Regions from separate parts of the Homo sapiens genome. Here region 2 is linked to region 1. Evidence: read pairs that join two places in POLR2A ChIA-PET (ENCODE). Cell type or tissue: endothelial cell of umbilical vein. All regions are shown on one strand. Each heading gives the region's core, and the rest is flanking DNA. Links, peaks and the distances in the headings are about the cores only.

Evidence for each region. ChIA-PET counts read pairs that join two places held together with the same protein. Peaks named below come from ENCODE experiments on the same cell type or tissue, not always from the same donor. Only the 100,000 strongest peaks of a DNase experiment are listed, where the experiment ranks them.
Region 2: POLR2A ChIA-PET joins it to region 1 with 6 read pairs; 3 of 35 experiments call an interaction of 5 or more read pairs at or near these places.

The regions. Positions count from the first base shown.
Region 1 is chr12:62,473,087-62,481,077 of GRCh38, reverse strand. The region is part of intron 1 of MON2 (MON2 regulator of endosome-to-Golgi trafficking); the gene reads right to left. Among named protein-coding and RNA genes, the nearest start is that of MON2-AS1, 7.9 kb to the left of the region's middle. In endothelial cell of umbilical vein, for the core only: no CTCF peak of the experiment used is centred there; no DNase peak of the experiment used is centred there.
Region 2 is chr12:62,814,568-62,822,558 of GRCh38, reverse strand. The region is part of intron 2 of PPM1H (protein phosphatase, Mg2+/Mn2+ dependent 1H); the gene reads left to right. Among named protein-coding and RNA genes, the nearest start is that of PPM1H, 120 kb to the left of the region's middle. In endothelial cell of umbilical vein, for the core only: no CTCF peak of the experiment used is centred there; a DNase peak (open chromatin) is centred at 4,658.

The DNA of each region.
Region 1 (7,991 bases), core at 2,729-5,228:
ACCACAGCAAATTTACTACTGTAAAAATTATAGAACACTGAAATTATTATGTGTATTTTGTAACATTCACACACCCCATCTCAAATTATCTTGGATCAATTTCTTACTGAGGCAGTGGAAATTAATCTGTGGTCACTGAAATTTCCTCCATCATCATTTTCGAGTTTAACTTCTCCCCTTTCTCACTATGGCCCTATATACCTTGCATAGGTCCAAAGTCAATATGTGGTTTTGCTTCGGTGCAAACCAAGATTGATTAAATTGAACCATCATAAATATGGATGTAATTTATCCAGACTTTCTAAATTCTAGTCAGTCAAACCTTAACGGTTTCCAAAATCCATCCTGTAGCGTGCTAGATGATAGATGTCAGTAAATGATTTCAAATTCGCCATAGTCCTGATTTCCTGAGATGAATAAGAGTTGAACCATGAATGTGTGCACATGTCTAATAAATATCTTTATGCAAACACACAATAAGGAGAAGGAAAAGGAAGTTTGTTTTTCATTTTGAGACCAGGTCTTACTCTGTCACCCAGGCTGAAGTGTTAATGGCAGGATCACAGATCACTGCAGCACGGACCCCTAGGCTCAAGCAATCCATCCATCTCAGCCTCCTGAGTAGCCTGGGACCACAGGCACACACCACCACACCTGGCTGATTTTTTTTGTTTTTTGTTTTGTAGAGACAGGGTCTCCCTATGCTGTCTAGGCTGGTCTCAAACTCCTGGACTCAAGCGATTCCCCTGTCTCAGCTTCCCAAAGTGCTGAGATTATAGGGGTGAGCCACCGTGCCTGGTCAAGTATTTTTTAAGTAGTTCCAAAATGGTATTTTAAAAGATACGTAACCAGTATTTTCATTCCTAAATTCAAGGAATTGCCAAAAGGACTGTTTGTTGCCTTAGATATAATTAGACCTATCACATAGCTCCTCATTTTTAACATACAAGTTTCTACTGTCAAAATACTCTGGAATTGTATCATCTTATTCTCATAGGCACCCTGTGTTGATGGAAAATTTCACTATCAATGATTATTGACACACTTGTATATCACTTAGGTATGAAATAAGACTAGCCTATATCTTTAAGGTTATTCTGTATGAACAGAGGTCTTCGCAATCAGATTTCCTTCTATGTATCAAGGATTGCAGGTGTGAAAAAAAATTGTTAGCTTCTTGCTTTAAAAGTATTCCCTATTCTGATCAGATACCACGTATATCTGCAGGGAACCTAATAAATTGTAAACATGGTTGTTGTTGTTTTTCCTTAATTGATACTCATGCAAAAAAAAAGAAGAAAAGAAGATGAAAAAAGTTCTACAGACTTGAATAGAAATGATATAGGTTAAGGTAAGTAATCTTATCTACTGCTGAGGACAATCTATGAGTTGGAAAGAATGCCAAAGCCTTAAATACACTGCAGCGTTTAATATGTTACTCTTAATCTTCTCAAGAAACATTTTCTTCTTTTCTCAAAACCCTTTGCTGACTGCTTTTCTAAGACCACCTAGAATATCCTTGACCTCATTTCTCACTCAGTAAACTCTTCCTGTGTAATACCATACAGCCAGGCCTCCGTATCCACTGGTTTTGCATCTGCAGATTCAACCAACTGCAGATCAAAAATATTTGGGGGGGGGGGGGGATATACACACACACACACACATTTTAAAATACAGCATAACAACTATTTACATAGCATTTACACTGTATTAGGTATTATCTAGAAATGACTGAAATTATATGGGAAGATATGCACACGTTATGTGCAAATATTACAACATTTCATATCAGGGGCTTGAATATCCTCAGATTTTGGTATTCCCTGGGGTTCTTGGAACCAATTCCCTGCAGATATCAAAGGATGGCTGTAATTTCATGGTTTCATTTACTTTCTAACTGCTGAAGACTTCTAAATTATATTCCTGTTCCTGATCTGTCTCCTATACTACAGAAATTATTAACCTAAATGTTTAAAAGGCACCTTAAATTCGACATGTTGAAAATAGATGTTATCATTTCCTTCTACCCCCAAACTCCTACCTCAGCCAGAAAAATCTATTTCTTCTTTCTACAATTTCTGTTTTTCTTACCAGCAGCATCATCTATCCAGTCACTGACCAGATACCAGGGTTTTTTCCCTCAACTCACAAGTCTAATCAGCCATGAAGTCTTTTTGGTTAACCTATCTTGTACCTTTTTCTCAAATCTCACTCCCACACTTTAGTTCAACACTCATTATCAACCTAAATGAAGAAATGTCTCTACCTACAATCATGTCCTCCATCCATCCACTGTCTCAATTCTTCAATGATTCCCTAGTGCCCACTCCTACCAGTGTTTCTCAAAATTTAGTACAGTAGTGTAAGGACATCTTTTAAAAGGAAGAAACAAACTATGGACCTACCCAGTCATTGACAAATTTACATGTATATATAAATACAATCAGGAATATACTCTTTATAGGTCTTAAATTATAATGCCAACATATTCACAAATGAAATACAAACCCAAATTGTACTAATTTAATGTGACAAATAATGCTTTGCTGAAATTAAACCATTAGTAACAACAAGATGATAGCTATAGACTTATGGTGCAGGTCCTTCTGATTTTGTCACCCTCCTAGTGTCATAAGCAGTGACGGAAATCTTTTCTTCCATCACTTTCTTCTACGGTAACTACTGAAAAGTCTTTCTACCTTTAGTACTGTCTATGGCTTGTACCTGTAACACTTTATCTTATTCATCTCATTATGTCTGTTTCTTCATACTACCTATAAGAATAATAAAGATAAGAAATAGATCTCATTCATAGCTCTATATTATTGTCTATCCCAGTGCCTTTCATACAGTAGCTATATAATAAATGTTCCCAAGGGAAGAAATGGAAAGTTCTAAATGTACCAGAAAAACTTGTTGGTATTTTATACACACACACACACACACACACACAAATTATATCTACAAGTGCCAATTCTAACTCACTTAAAAAGGGGAGAGAGAGGGATGGACTTTACTGTATCACAAATTGAAACATGCAGAGGAAGTCTGATCCAGAGATTTACAATGTCATCAGGGTTGCAGTTTCACTTATCTGCCATTCTCTTGGTTCTGCCCTGTTCCATGAGTAGGTTCATCCTCAGGCTACATCCAACCTTGGCAACAACGGCTGCAGCCATTCCACACCTCAAATTTCATATGACACCATTTTGAAGGAAAGAAAGGGTCTCTTTCAGTAGCTCTAGAGAAAGAAAGAGAAAACTTTTCTTTCCCAGAAGCACTCACTAGCATTATGTAACTTGCGCAGGAATGGAGGTGAGGTGGGGAGCAGTTAGGAGGATTTAAAGTAGACTAATCTAGGCCAGAAGTAGTGGCTCACGCCTGTAATCCCAGCACTTTGGGAGGTCAAGGCGAGAGGATCGCTTGAGCCTCAGAGCTCGTGACCGCCTGGGCAACATAGGCAGATGCTGTCTCTAAAAAAAAAAAAAAAAAATTAGGCAAACGTGGTGGTGTGAGCCTGTAGTATCAGATACTCGAGAGGCTGAGGTGGGAGCTCAGGAGGTCGAGGCTACAGTGAGTTGTGATTGCACTGCCACACTCCGGCCTGGGCAACAGAGAAAGACCCTGTCTCAACATAAATAAATAAATATAAAGTAGATTAAGTTAATCATGGTACCCTAGAGTTAGGAATGAGAATCCAAAGGGTTGAAAATGAGAGAAGAACATAGCCTACCAACGAAGGAAGCAAAAGGGAATGGATGGTAGCAAAGGAATTAACAAATGTCCACTCAAAACTATGTATAGATTTACACACACAAAAAAAGTTATTTAAAAGGTTACTTTTTTTTCACAAAAGTTGCTGTTCTGCTTGGTTTTGTTTTTGAGATAAGGCATCACTCTATCAACAGTAGTGTAAGGACATCCTTTGAAAGGAAAAAACAAACTATGGACCTACCCAGTACAGTGACGCCTTCATAACTCACTGCAGCATTGAATTCCTGGGCTCAACCAATCCTCCTGCCTCAGTCTCCCAAATGGCCGGGACTATAGGCACACACCACCACGTCCAGCTAATTTTTTAGTAGAGATGGGGGTCTTGCTATGTTGCCCAGGCTAGTCTCGAATTCCTATCTCAGTGATCCTCCAGTCTTCGCCTCCCAAAGTCCCAGGATTATATGCATAAGCTTCCACACCTAACCCCTGCTCTGTTTTTAAATAACAAATGTTTTTCACGACTTCTATGAGAATAAAACCTGGATATTAAGGCAAATTTACCAAAGGTCCAAATTATTTTTCCACAGGACACAGCATGAAACAAGAGCTAAAGAAGAAATGTGAGGCTGGGCATGGTGGCTCATGCCTGTAATCCCACTACTTTGGGAGGCTGAGGTGGGTGGATAATTTGAAGTCAGGCATTCAAGACTAGCCTGGCCAACATAGTGAAACCCCGTCTCTACTAAAAATACAAAAAATTAGCCGGTCAGTAGTGGTGTGCACCTGTAATACCAGCTACTCAGGAGGCTGAGGCAAGAGAATCGCTTGAGCCTGGGAGGCATAGGTTGCAGTAAGCCTAGATCATGCCACTGCACTCCAGCCTGGGCAATGGAGCGAGACTCTGCCTCAAAAAAAAAAAAAAAGTGAAATTCAAGTTAATGGCAACTTAGATAAAATAATATACTAATGAGACACAAGAGAGGTATGGAGCTGCCTGAAGACTTGTGATTTCAGATGTCAGGTAAAATCAAAAGACCCGAAGTCAAGTGTACACTGGGAGTACTTGATACATCTAGAACACCCTTTAGGTGACAAAATGCTCACAAAACAAATACTACATTGAAATCAATAAGATTTTCTTCTGTAACATTCAATTATTCTACAACCCTAAAACCTTCTAAAAATATATACCTATATGACATTCTATTCTAGAACCTCTGGCTTCTAGAAAACAAAATTTCCTTAACAAATCAAAGACTGGAATGCAGATTACATGTATATAACTAAAAATATATACATGGTATTCCCACATAGGTGGTATGCTTTTTCCTTCCTTTTCTTTTCTTTTTGAGACGGAGTTTAGCTCTCGTTGCCCAGGCTGGAGTGCAATGGCGAGATCTCGGCTCACTGCAACCTCCACCTCCCGGGTTCAAGTGATTCTCCTGCCTCAGCCTCCCGAGTAGCTGGGATTACAGGCGTCCGCCACCATGCCCAGGTAATTTTTTGTATTTTTAGTAGAGATGGGGTTTCACCACATTGGCCAGGCTGGTCGTGAACTCCTGACCTCAGGTTATCAGCCCGCCTCAGCCTCCCAAAGTGCTGGGATTACAGGCATGAGCCACTGTGCCCGGCTGAAGACTAAATTTTTAAGAAAAGGAGGATGGGTGTGGTGGCTCACGCTTGTAATCCCAGCACTTTGGGAGGCTGAGGCGGGCAGATCATGAGGTCAGGAGTTCATGACCAGCCTGGCCAACATGGTGAAACTAAAATACAAAATTACTAAAAATACTAAATTACTAAATGCTAAATTCACTATAGTGCAAAGCATTTGTATACCTAGGAGGTGCTAATTAGATACTTGTTGAAGATTAATTTTTTTTTTTAAAGATAGAGTTTCACTCTTTCACCCAGGCTAAATTACTAGATTACTGAAAATATTCTACCAAAAATACAAAAATTAGCTGGGCATGATAGCGGGCGCCTGTAATCCCAGCCACTTTGGAGGCTGAGGCATGAGAATCACTTGAACCTGGGAGGTGGGGGTTGCAGTGAGCCAAGATTACACCACTACACTCCAGCCTGGGCAAGAGTGAGAGACTCCATCTCCAAAAATAACAACAACAACAAAAAAACAAAGAAGCCATAACATGAAAGACAGAAGCAGTAGGACATATTTGGAGACTAGCAGGTAACCTAGTTGGGGTGAAGCATAAAGGCATATGAAGAAGATTTGAGGGTGATAAAGCTAAAAAGGAAGGTTAGGAAAATCAAGAGAATATTAAATGCTATGTTAGAGTCCTATAAGTAGAGTAGACATTGTGGGCTTCTGCATGGGTGACATACAGAATGATTTGAAGTCATGTATGCTATTAATGTATGTCAAAGGCCAGGCATAATGTTACTAATAGAATCTGGAACTAGCATAATAGCTGAGAAAACAGAAAAAAGGAGAAGTATGCTAAAAATTACAGAGCTGGAAGGAACAGGTGACAGTGAATAAAGAGAGATGAGGGAGAGAAGATAGCCAAATATGACTAAAGTAGGCAACAGTGCTAGATACCATTAACAAAACAACTGAAATAGGGGGAAAATGACGTTTTGAGGAAAAGACCAGTTCAATTACAAGAAGTTCTATCTGGCTGGCCGCGATGGCTCACACCTGTAATCCTAGCACTTTGAGAGGCCGAGGCGGGCAGATAACCTGAGGTCGGGAGTTTGAGACCAGCCTGACCAACACAGAGAAACCCCGTCTCTACTAAATATACAAAATTAGCCAGACATGGTGATGGGCATCTGTAATCCCAGCTACTCAGGAAGCTGAGGCAAGAGAATCACTCGAACCCGGGAGGCAGAAGTTGCGGTGAGCCGAGATTGCACCACTGCACTCCAGCCTGGATAACATGAGTGAAACTCGTCTCAAAAGAAAAGAAAAGAAAAAGAAGAGGCCAGGCGCAGTGGCTCACACCTGTAACCCCAACACTTTGGGAGGCCGAGGCGGGCGGATCACCTGAGGTCAGGAGTTCGAGACCAGCCTGGCCAACATGGTGAAACCCATCTCTACTGAAAATACAAAAATTAGCTGGGCGTGGTGGCAGGCGCCTGTAATCCCAGCTACTCAGGAGGCTGAGGCAGGAGAATCGCTTGAACCTGGGAGGCGGAGGTTGCAGTGAGCTGAGATCGCACCATTGCACTTAAGCCTGGGGGACAAGAGCGAGACTTTGTCTCAGAAAAAAAAAAAAAAGAAAAGAAAAGAAAAAGAAGAAGTTCTACTGACGCATGTGAAAAAACGTCCTAGATGTGTTTGATGTGCAGCTGGAAATGCAGATCTACACTCAGTAAAGAGAGCAAATGACTGAAGTAGATTTAAGAGTCATCAGCATCGCAGCAAGTCCAGAGGCAATAGGAGTGGATGATGCCAAGCAGGTGAGCATGGAGAAAGGAAGGATCTGAAGAGAGAACCTGGGAGACACTTGTATGTAAAGAAAAGGATGGCCGGGCACAGTGGCTCGGGTCTGTAATCCCAGCACTTTGGGAGGCTGAGGCAGGTGGATTGCTTGAGCTCAGGGGTTTGCGACCAGCCCAGGCAACATGGCAAAACCCTGTCACTATGAAAAAATACAAAAATTTGCCAGCCGTGGTGGCATCTGCCTACAGTCCCAGCTACTCAGGAGGCTGAGGTGGGAGGATCATTTGAGCCTGGGAGACAGAGGCTGCAGTGAGCCAAGATAGCCCACTGCACTCCAACCAGGGTGACAGAGTAAGACCCTGTCTCAAAAAATAGAAACAAAAAGAAAAAGAAAAGGATGTGGAATACTGAGAGGGGAAACAGGGAAGTACAGTCTTACAAAACTCAAAACTAGAGGGTTCCAAGATGGAAAGAATAACCAATAGTAACAAATAATGAAGCAAGGTAAACAAATGGGAACAATAACAAAAACAAGAAAGTTGTAAAGGCATGTGCAGCATGATATAATGGAAAATGGGAGAGGAGTTAGAGATGGACTCACATGGACTCACATACCATTTCCACCATTTCCACCATTTTCCAGCTTTACTACCTTATGCAAATTACTAAACCTGTCTATACCAGTTTCCTCATCTGTAAAATGAAATATTTAATATGGCATGTTGCATTAGAGTCTAAGGATGCAAAGTTCCAAGCCTAGTGGGAAGGCAACATTTTATTCAACCTTGAGTTAACTTCATGAGACTAAAGGCAATTTCTCAATTATTTCTGTGTTCCTGCTGTGCTTTTTTAGGAGACTCATAAATTT
Region 2 (7,991 bases), core at 3,539-6,038, 340 kb before region 1:
CATTGTGGTCTGAGAGACAGTTTGTTGTGATTTCTGTTCTTTTACATTTGTTAAGGACTGCTTTACTTCCAACTCTTTTGGAATAAGTGCTATGTGGTGCTGAGAAGAATGTATAGTCTGTTGATTTGGGGTGGAGAGTTCTGTAGATGTCTGTCACGTCCTCTTGGTGCAGAGCTGAGTTCAAGTCCTGGATATCGTTGTTAACCTTCTGTCTCATTGATCTAATATTGACAGTGGGGTGTTAAAGTCTCCCATTATTATTGTGTGGGAGTCTAAGTCTCTTTGTAGGTCCCTAAGGACTTGCTTTATGAATCTGGGTGCTCCTGTATTGGGTGCATATATATTTAGGACAGTTAGCTCTTCTTGTTGAATTGATCCCTTTACCATTATGTAATGGCCTTCTTTGTCTCTTCTGATCTTCTTTGGTTTAAAGTCTGTTTTATCAGAGACTAGGATTGCAACCCTGCTTTTTTTTTGCTTTCCATTTGCTTGGTAGATCTTCCTGCATACCTTTATTTTGAGCCTATGTATGTCTCTGCACATGAGATGGGTTTCCTGAATACAGCACACTGATGGGTCTTGACTCTTTATCCAGTTTGCCAGTCTGTGTCTTTTAATTGGGGCATTTAGCCCATTCACATTCAAGGTTAATATGTGTGAATGTGATCCTGTCATTAGGATGTTAGCTGGTTATTTTGCCCATTAGTTGATGCAGTTTCTTCCTAGCACCGAAGGTCTTTACAATTTGGCATGTTTTTGCAGTGGCTGGTACCAGTTGTTCCTTTCCATGTTTAGTGCTTCCTTCAGGAGCTCTTGTAAGGCAGGCCTGGTGGTAACAAAATCTCTCAGCATTTGCTTGTCTGTAAAGGATTTTATTTCTCCTTCACTTATGAAGCTTAGTTTGGCTGGATATGAAATTCTGGGTTCTTTAAGAATGTTGAATATTGGCCCCCACTCTCTTCTGGCTTGTAGAGTTTCTGCCGAGAAATCCACTGTTAGTTTGATGGGCTTCCCTTTGCAGGTAACCCGACCTTTCTCTCTGGCTGCCCTTAACATTTTTTCCTTCATTTCAACCTTGGTGAATCTGACAATTAATGTGTCTTGGGGTTGCTCTTCTTGAGGAGTATCTTTGTGGTGGTCTCTGTATTTCCTGAATTTTAATGTTGGCCTGCCTTGCTAGGCTGGGGAAGTTCTCCTGGATCATATCCTGGCAGAGTGTTTTCCAACTTGTTTCCATTCTCCCTGTCACTTTCAGGTACACCAAACAAATGTAGATTTGGTCTTTCACATAGTCCCATATTTCTTGGAGGCTTTGTTCATTTCTTTTTACTTTTTTTTCTCTAAACTTCTCCTCTCACTTTGTTTCATTAATTTGATCTTCCATCACTGATACCCTTTCTTCCACTTGATCGAATTGGCTATCGAAGCTTGTGCATGCGTTACGTAGTTCTCTTGCCACGGTTTTCAGCTCCATCAGGTCATTTAAGGTCTTCTCTACACTGTTTATTCTAGTTAGCCATTCATCTGATCTTTTTTCAAGGTTTTTAGCTTCTTTGCAATGGGTTCGAGCATCCTCCTTTAGCTTGGAGAAGTTTGTTATTACCGACCTCCTGAAGCCTACTTCTGTCAGCTTGTCAAAGTCATTCTCCATCCAGCTTTGTTCCGTTGCTGGAGAGGAGCTGTGATCCTTTGGAGGAGAAGAGGTGCTCTGGTTTTTAGAATTTTCAGCTTTTCTGCTCTGGTTCCTCCCCATCTTTGTGGTTTTATCTACCTTTGGTCTTTGATGCTAGTGACCTACAGATGGGGTGTTGGTGTGGATGTCCTTTTTGTTGATGCTGATGCTATTCCTTTCTGTTTGTTAGTTTTCCTTCTAAGAGTCAGGTTCCTCAGCTGCAGGTCTGTTGGAGTTTCCTGGAGTTCCACTCCAGACCCTATTTGCTTAGGTATCACCAGCGGAGGCTGCAGAACCGCAATATTGCAGAACGGCAAATGTTGCTGCCTGATCGTTCCTCTGGAAGCTTTGTCTCAGAGGGGCACCCAGCCGTATGAGGTGTCAGTCGGCCCCTAATGGGAGGTGCCTCCCAGTTAGGCTACTCGGGGTTCAGGGACCCACTTGAGGAGGCAGTCTGTCCATTCTCAGATCTCAAACTCTGTGCTGGGAGAACCACTACTCTCTTCATAGACAGGGACTTTTAAGTTGCAGAAGTTTCTGCTGCCTTTTGTTCATCTACGCCCTGCCCTCAGAGGTGGGGTCTACAGAGGCAGCAGGCCTTGCAGAGCTGTGGTGGGCTCTGCCCAGTTCGAGCTTCCCCAGCCGCTTTGTTTACCTACTCAAGCTTCAGCAGTGGCAGACGCCTCTCCCCCTACTAGGCTGCTGCCTCACCGGTTGATCTCAGACTGCTGCGCTAGCAGTGAGCAAGGCTTCTTAGGTGTGGGACCTGCTAAGCCAGGTGCCATTTGCTAAGGCCATTGGAAAAGCGCAGTATTTGGGCGGGAGTGTCCTGATTTTCCAGGTACAATCTGCCATGGATTCCCTTGGCTGGGAAAGGGAATTCCCCGACCCCTTGCGCTTCCCAGGTGAGGCAATGCCCCACCCTGCTTCGGCTCGCCCTCTTTGGGCTGCACTCACTGTCCAACCAGTCCCAATGAGATGAACCAGGTACCTCAGTTCGAAATGCAGAAATCACTGTCTTCTGCATCAATCCCACTGGGAGCTGCACACCAGAGCTGTTTCCATTCGGCCATCTTGGAACCGACTCGTGTTTGAGCTCTTGACAGTGGCACCTGACTTAAAAGAAATAAAATACAAATTAATTTCGGGTTTCATCTGCATATAAGTAAAAAGTCAGGAGCTAAAGAAGCAATGTTTGAAATAAGTAAAACAACAACAACAACAACAAAACAAACTTAAAAGGCACACAAATTTAAATGTTTTAAGGTGTTCTGCACTGTAGTATTTTAGCCTGAAGAAATGTAAGGGGATGTGGTTGAAGTTTTCTAGTCTCCATCTCCAACACTCTTGAATGGATCTAGGTTTTGTTCTGTTTTGTCTTTTAATTAAGAGTTTAGTGATATAACTTATAATACAGAAACAATAAACATTTCTCCTTTGGGGTTAAGAAAGCAATGTTTGGCCAGGTACGGTGGCTCACGCCTGTAATCCCAGCACTTTGGGAGGCCGAGGCAGGTGGATCATGAGTTCAGGAGTTCAAGACAAGCCTGGCCAAGAAGGTGAACCCATCTTTACTAAAAATACAAAAAATTAGCCGGGTGCAGTGGCAGGCGCCTGTAATGCCAGTTACTCGGGAGGCTGAGGCAGGAGAATCACTTTAACTTGGAGGGCAGAGGTTGCAGTGAGCTGAGATCACGCCACTGCACTCCAGCCTGGCGACAGAGTGAGACTCCATCTCAAAAAAAAAAAAAAAAAAGCAATGTTTTGGCCGGCGCAGTGGCTCACGCCTGTACTCCCAGCACTTTTGGAGGCCGAGGCAAGGTGGATTCCCTGAGCTCAGGAGTTCGCAACTAGCCTGGGCAAAACAGTGAAACCCCGTCTCTACTGAAACACAAAAAATTAGCTGGGCTTGGTGGCATATGCCTGTATTCCCAGCTTCTTGGGAGTCTGAGGCAGGAGAATTGCTTGAACCCAGGAGGTGGAGGTTACAGTGGGCCAAGATCACACCACTGCACTCCAGCCTGGGCAACTGAGTGAGACTCCATCTCAAAAAAAAAAAAAAAAAGAAAAAGAAAAAGCAACATTTTGAGATATTTGATGAAGCAGGTATGTAGTATAGTAGAGAAGGGCGTTCTCAATGACAAATGAAGGTGGAACTTTTCTTGTGCCTGGATCATTTTTGGGTAGCTTAATGTGAAGAGCTATAAGCCCACAGTCTGGCAAATAGCAAATAGATACTCTTTGGCAATGTGCAAGCCTCTTGACATGCCTACCTCTGAGAACTGATTTGGAAACAGGATGGGTGGCCAGGAAAGAAGGAAATCTACAATTCTAGCACTTCCAAAAGACACTTTCATGAGACTGTCTCTTAGGAAAGCTGCTGTAAGCTTGTTGAGGACAATACCTTATTCCCAATGGCCTCCTGATTCCCACAGAAGGCTTTTTAATTAACCAGCTCAAGATTTGTGCACATGAATCACCATTGCTAGCTCTTCTTTCCTTTGACTTGGAAGGTTATAAAGAGTCTTTATTTATCATACTGATTGCCATACTCAGGTGAAAACACAGCTTTTCCAAGAGCTTTTTCTTCTTAGTTCCCAAATATTTAGTCATTCCAGGAATGAGATAAGAGGAGGAGGGTACCAAGTGACTTCTCTGTGGAAGGAGAAAGAGATCACTCTGAAAGGCATGTCATAACCTAGTGTTAAGAAGTGCGTGTACTTACATAAGATGCGTGGGTGGGAAATATTTAGGGTATTGTGGCCATAACCAGGAAATTTTTTTGCCCACGTCTGACTCCCTATTTCGAACAGATTGTTTTTGGCTTGAGACTAGACTTCTGAACACATGCATTCCAAGTCTACTTCCTTAGGAGCACCCTTGTGTTGTTTAATTTAGCCAAAACACATCAAAGTGTGTGGTTTCAGTATCTGCTAGTTCAGTGTCTAATTACAATAACAGGAGATGGCTGTGTCAGCATCTCGGCCAAGACCATCAGCAGGGGAGAGGAAAGCTGATTATCTTTCTCAGCAGAGGACGGGGCAGCACTGTGGGAACTCCAGGCAAATAGGATCAAAATGGGGCAGGGAAAGGCAAAAGGAACATGAGAAAGGGACTATTTCAACTTTCCGAACTGAGGTTTTGCCATTCTTTTTATCTGTTTTTGTAAGAAGTACTCTTTCACCCCCGAAACATGAAATGAAGGTTGCTTCTGGTTCTACAACAGCAGCCCTTTGGAATATTTCGCCCTCATCAGGCAGTTGGCTCCCTGCAATGATGTCAGCTATAAAAATGCAATAGGAGCAGCCTTTTATTCATCTCATTTTATTATGCTAAAATTTTGTTCCTTGTTCTGCACATGTGAAGAAAATAAGAATTTTCTTTTCTTCTTAGTTTTTTTTTTGTTTGTTTGTTTGTTTTTTTTTGAGACAGGGTCTCTCTCTGTTGTCCAGACTGGAGTGCAGTGGCGCTATCTTGGCTCACTGCAAGCTCCGCCTGCCAGGTTCACGCCATTCTCCTGCCTCAGCCTCCTGGGTAGCTGGGACTACAGGCGCCCGCCACCACGCCCGGCTAATTTTTTGTATTTTTAGTAGAGACGGGGTTTCACCGTGTTAGCCAGGATGGTCTGGATCTCCTGACCTTATGATCTGCCCGCCTCAGCCTCCCAAAGTGCTGGGATAATAGGCATGAACCACTGCGCCTGGCCAGTTTTTTTTTTTTTTTTTCTTTTTTTTAGTTTTTTTTTTTTTCTTTTTTTTTTTTTTTTTTTTAGTAATGCAGTGGTTTCTTTCAAAACTCTTTTAGTTCTAGGGACATAGAACTCTTGCCAGTGATTAAGATGGATGATTTTAAAACCAGGAATTGAGGAGGCTGATGTCAGCTAGAATCCCTTTAAAGGCCCCTTATTGGTGGGTGTTGGATTACTCTGAAGACCAGGTTTGACCAAAATGTACATAGTAGCTGAGAACACAACATGGTTTCACTATAGTTTCCCACTGTGGCAAAATGTAAGGTGCAAGGAAAATAAATCATGTTGAGATGGAAATTTCTTCTTGCTTCACTTATAATCTGACTTCCCACAGCTTTAAGTGGGAAGAACATTGTCAAGGGCAATAAACTTTATTTTCTTCTTTCATTTCTTCTAAAAAAAAAAACCAAAACCATAAATAATACTCAGCACTCGTGTACCAGACGCCGATTTTAGTGCCTTGCTGGTATTAATTTATTTAACCTTATATAGGCTAAGTATCCCTTATCCAAAATGTTTGAAACCAGAAGTGTTTTGGATTTCAGATTTTTTCAGATTTTGGACTATTTGCATATACATAATGAGATATCTTGGGAATGAGACCCAAGTTTAAACACAGAATTCATTAGTGTTTTGTATGCAGCTTACACACATAGTCTGAAGGTAGTCTTATTTCTCCATGGGGTTGCTAAATAAACCAAATGTAGTGTGCCTGTGTTTCTACCATGACCCACTGAGATCAGGTGTAGAATTCTCCACTTGTGATGTCACGTCCGTGCTCAAAAGTTTTGGATTTCAGAGCATTTTCCAGACTTTTGGATTAGGAGTGCCCAAACTGTAATATGTGCATAAATATGTATTATTATTGCCTTTTTTAACTGGTGAGGAAGCTGAGGCACAGAGCTAGAAAGTGTAGATCTTGATTCGACCCAGGCAGTCTGGCCTCAGTGTCTAGACTTACACCATGCTGCCTCTGTATCCATTAGCAGTTGAGACATGGAGCAGGAAAATCTCTTTGAGAAAGTCAGACATCAAGGAAGAATAACTCCTAATGTTGACATGTATAATTTCAATAAAATTTGACACTAAATATTTTCTCATTTCCATTATGATTTCTCTTTTGATATGGGAGTTAGTTAGCAGTGTCCCCTGTCAACTCAGAAACTGTAATAGCTGTTACTAAGATGAAAAACAGAGCTAAAATGAAATTATCATCTTCTCTTTATAGTCCATTTTCTTGCTAAATTATAGAAAGACCATCATTTGCATAAACCATGGGAAGAAAAAAAAGCCCTCTGATTGGATAAGCATGAATACCTGAGTTTGAATCCTGCCTCTGCCCCTTACTAGATGTGTTATCTTGTGCAAGTCAGTCGGCTTCTCCATACCTCAATTTTCCCATCTGTAAATTGGTTATAACAGGTACTATTTCATAGGCTTATTAGAGTGAAGTGAGTTAAAATATGAAAAGTGCTTAGAATAGTGCATGGGGTAGGTGCTCAATAAATATTATCTATTGTTGTTGTTGTTTCTAATAGTGGATTGGCAACTGCACTTCAGTATTATTTCACAGTACTTATGTTTTTTCCATAAACTAATTTAGGGAGAAGTTGTTGATGTATAAACTAATAGTTTAAGAATATTCTCGAGTTGATTCTAGAATAAATCACAATGCAATTTAGCAAAAACCGTTATAAACTTTGTACTTCCTTTTATAAATTAATGTTTTAAGACAGGTCTAAATTGCCATTTAAAAACAAAAGTCAAACTTACTAAACCTATCCTGCACCTTACTGCCTCATTATGTTGGAGGAATTGAACCAAAGAAACCTGCAATTCATATTGTCATATCCTGAGAAGGAAGCAGCATATTCATTAAAGTATATGAAATTAAGGGATTTTTTTCCTCCACTGCAGAGCAGAGTATCCGAACAATTTAGTCAAAAAAAAAGAGGTATGGTAAAAAGCGAACAACGCTGTAGGGTCATGGCTCCATGTGGACAGCAATAGAACGTGAGCCCTAGGAAGGTCTTTCATGAAGTCACTCAAATGTTTTCTCATCTCTACCTCCTCATTGGCTTATTCTTCTCCCTTTCACTGTGGTACTGTGAGGATCAGATGGAAAACTGGACATTGAAAGCCCTGTGGATGGAATGCCTATAGCAGATACTCTGGACTGTGCATTATCATCTTCACTGAGATTCCTGGAAAACTGGCCAGAAAGTTTGTGGAAATCAAACCATATAATCACATATATAGTGGGGAAACAGAAAAATATGGCAACTCTGTTTCCCCAAGGGGAAGTGATCAATCCCTTTTCTTTGGTAGTGGGAGAGACGGGGTAGAAAGTGCATTCTGTGCTCATACAGGACATTTTGTAAAATCAACGATGAGATGTCACTCAAAGTGGGATTTCTACATTTGTGATAGGCCTTTCCTGCTGTTGATATGGCCCCTCCACCGGTTGTATAAATACCTGAATAGTTAGGGTGGCAAAGGGAAGAATAATATTAAATAAGCTAAGGACTTGTGAATGCTACCAGGAGGATACCACTTTTTCCCTTCAGACAA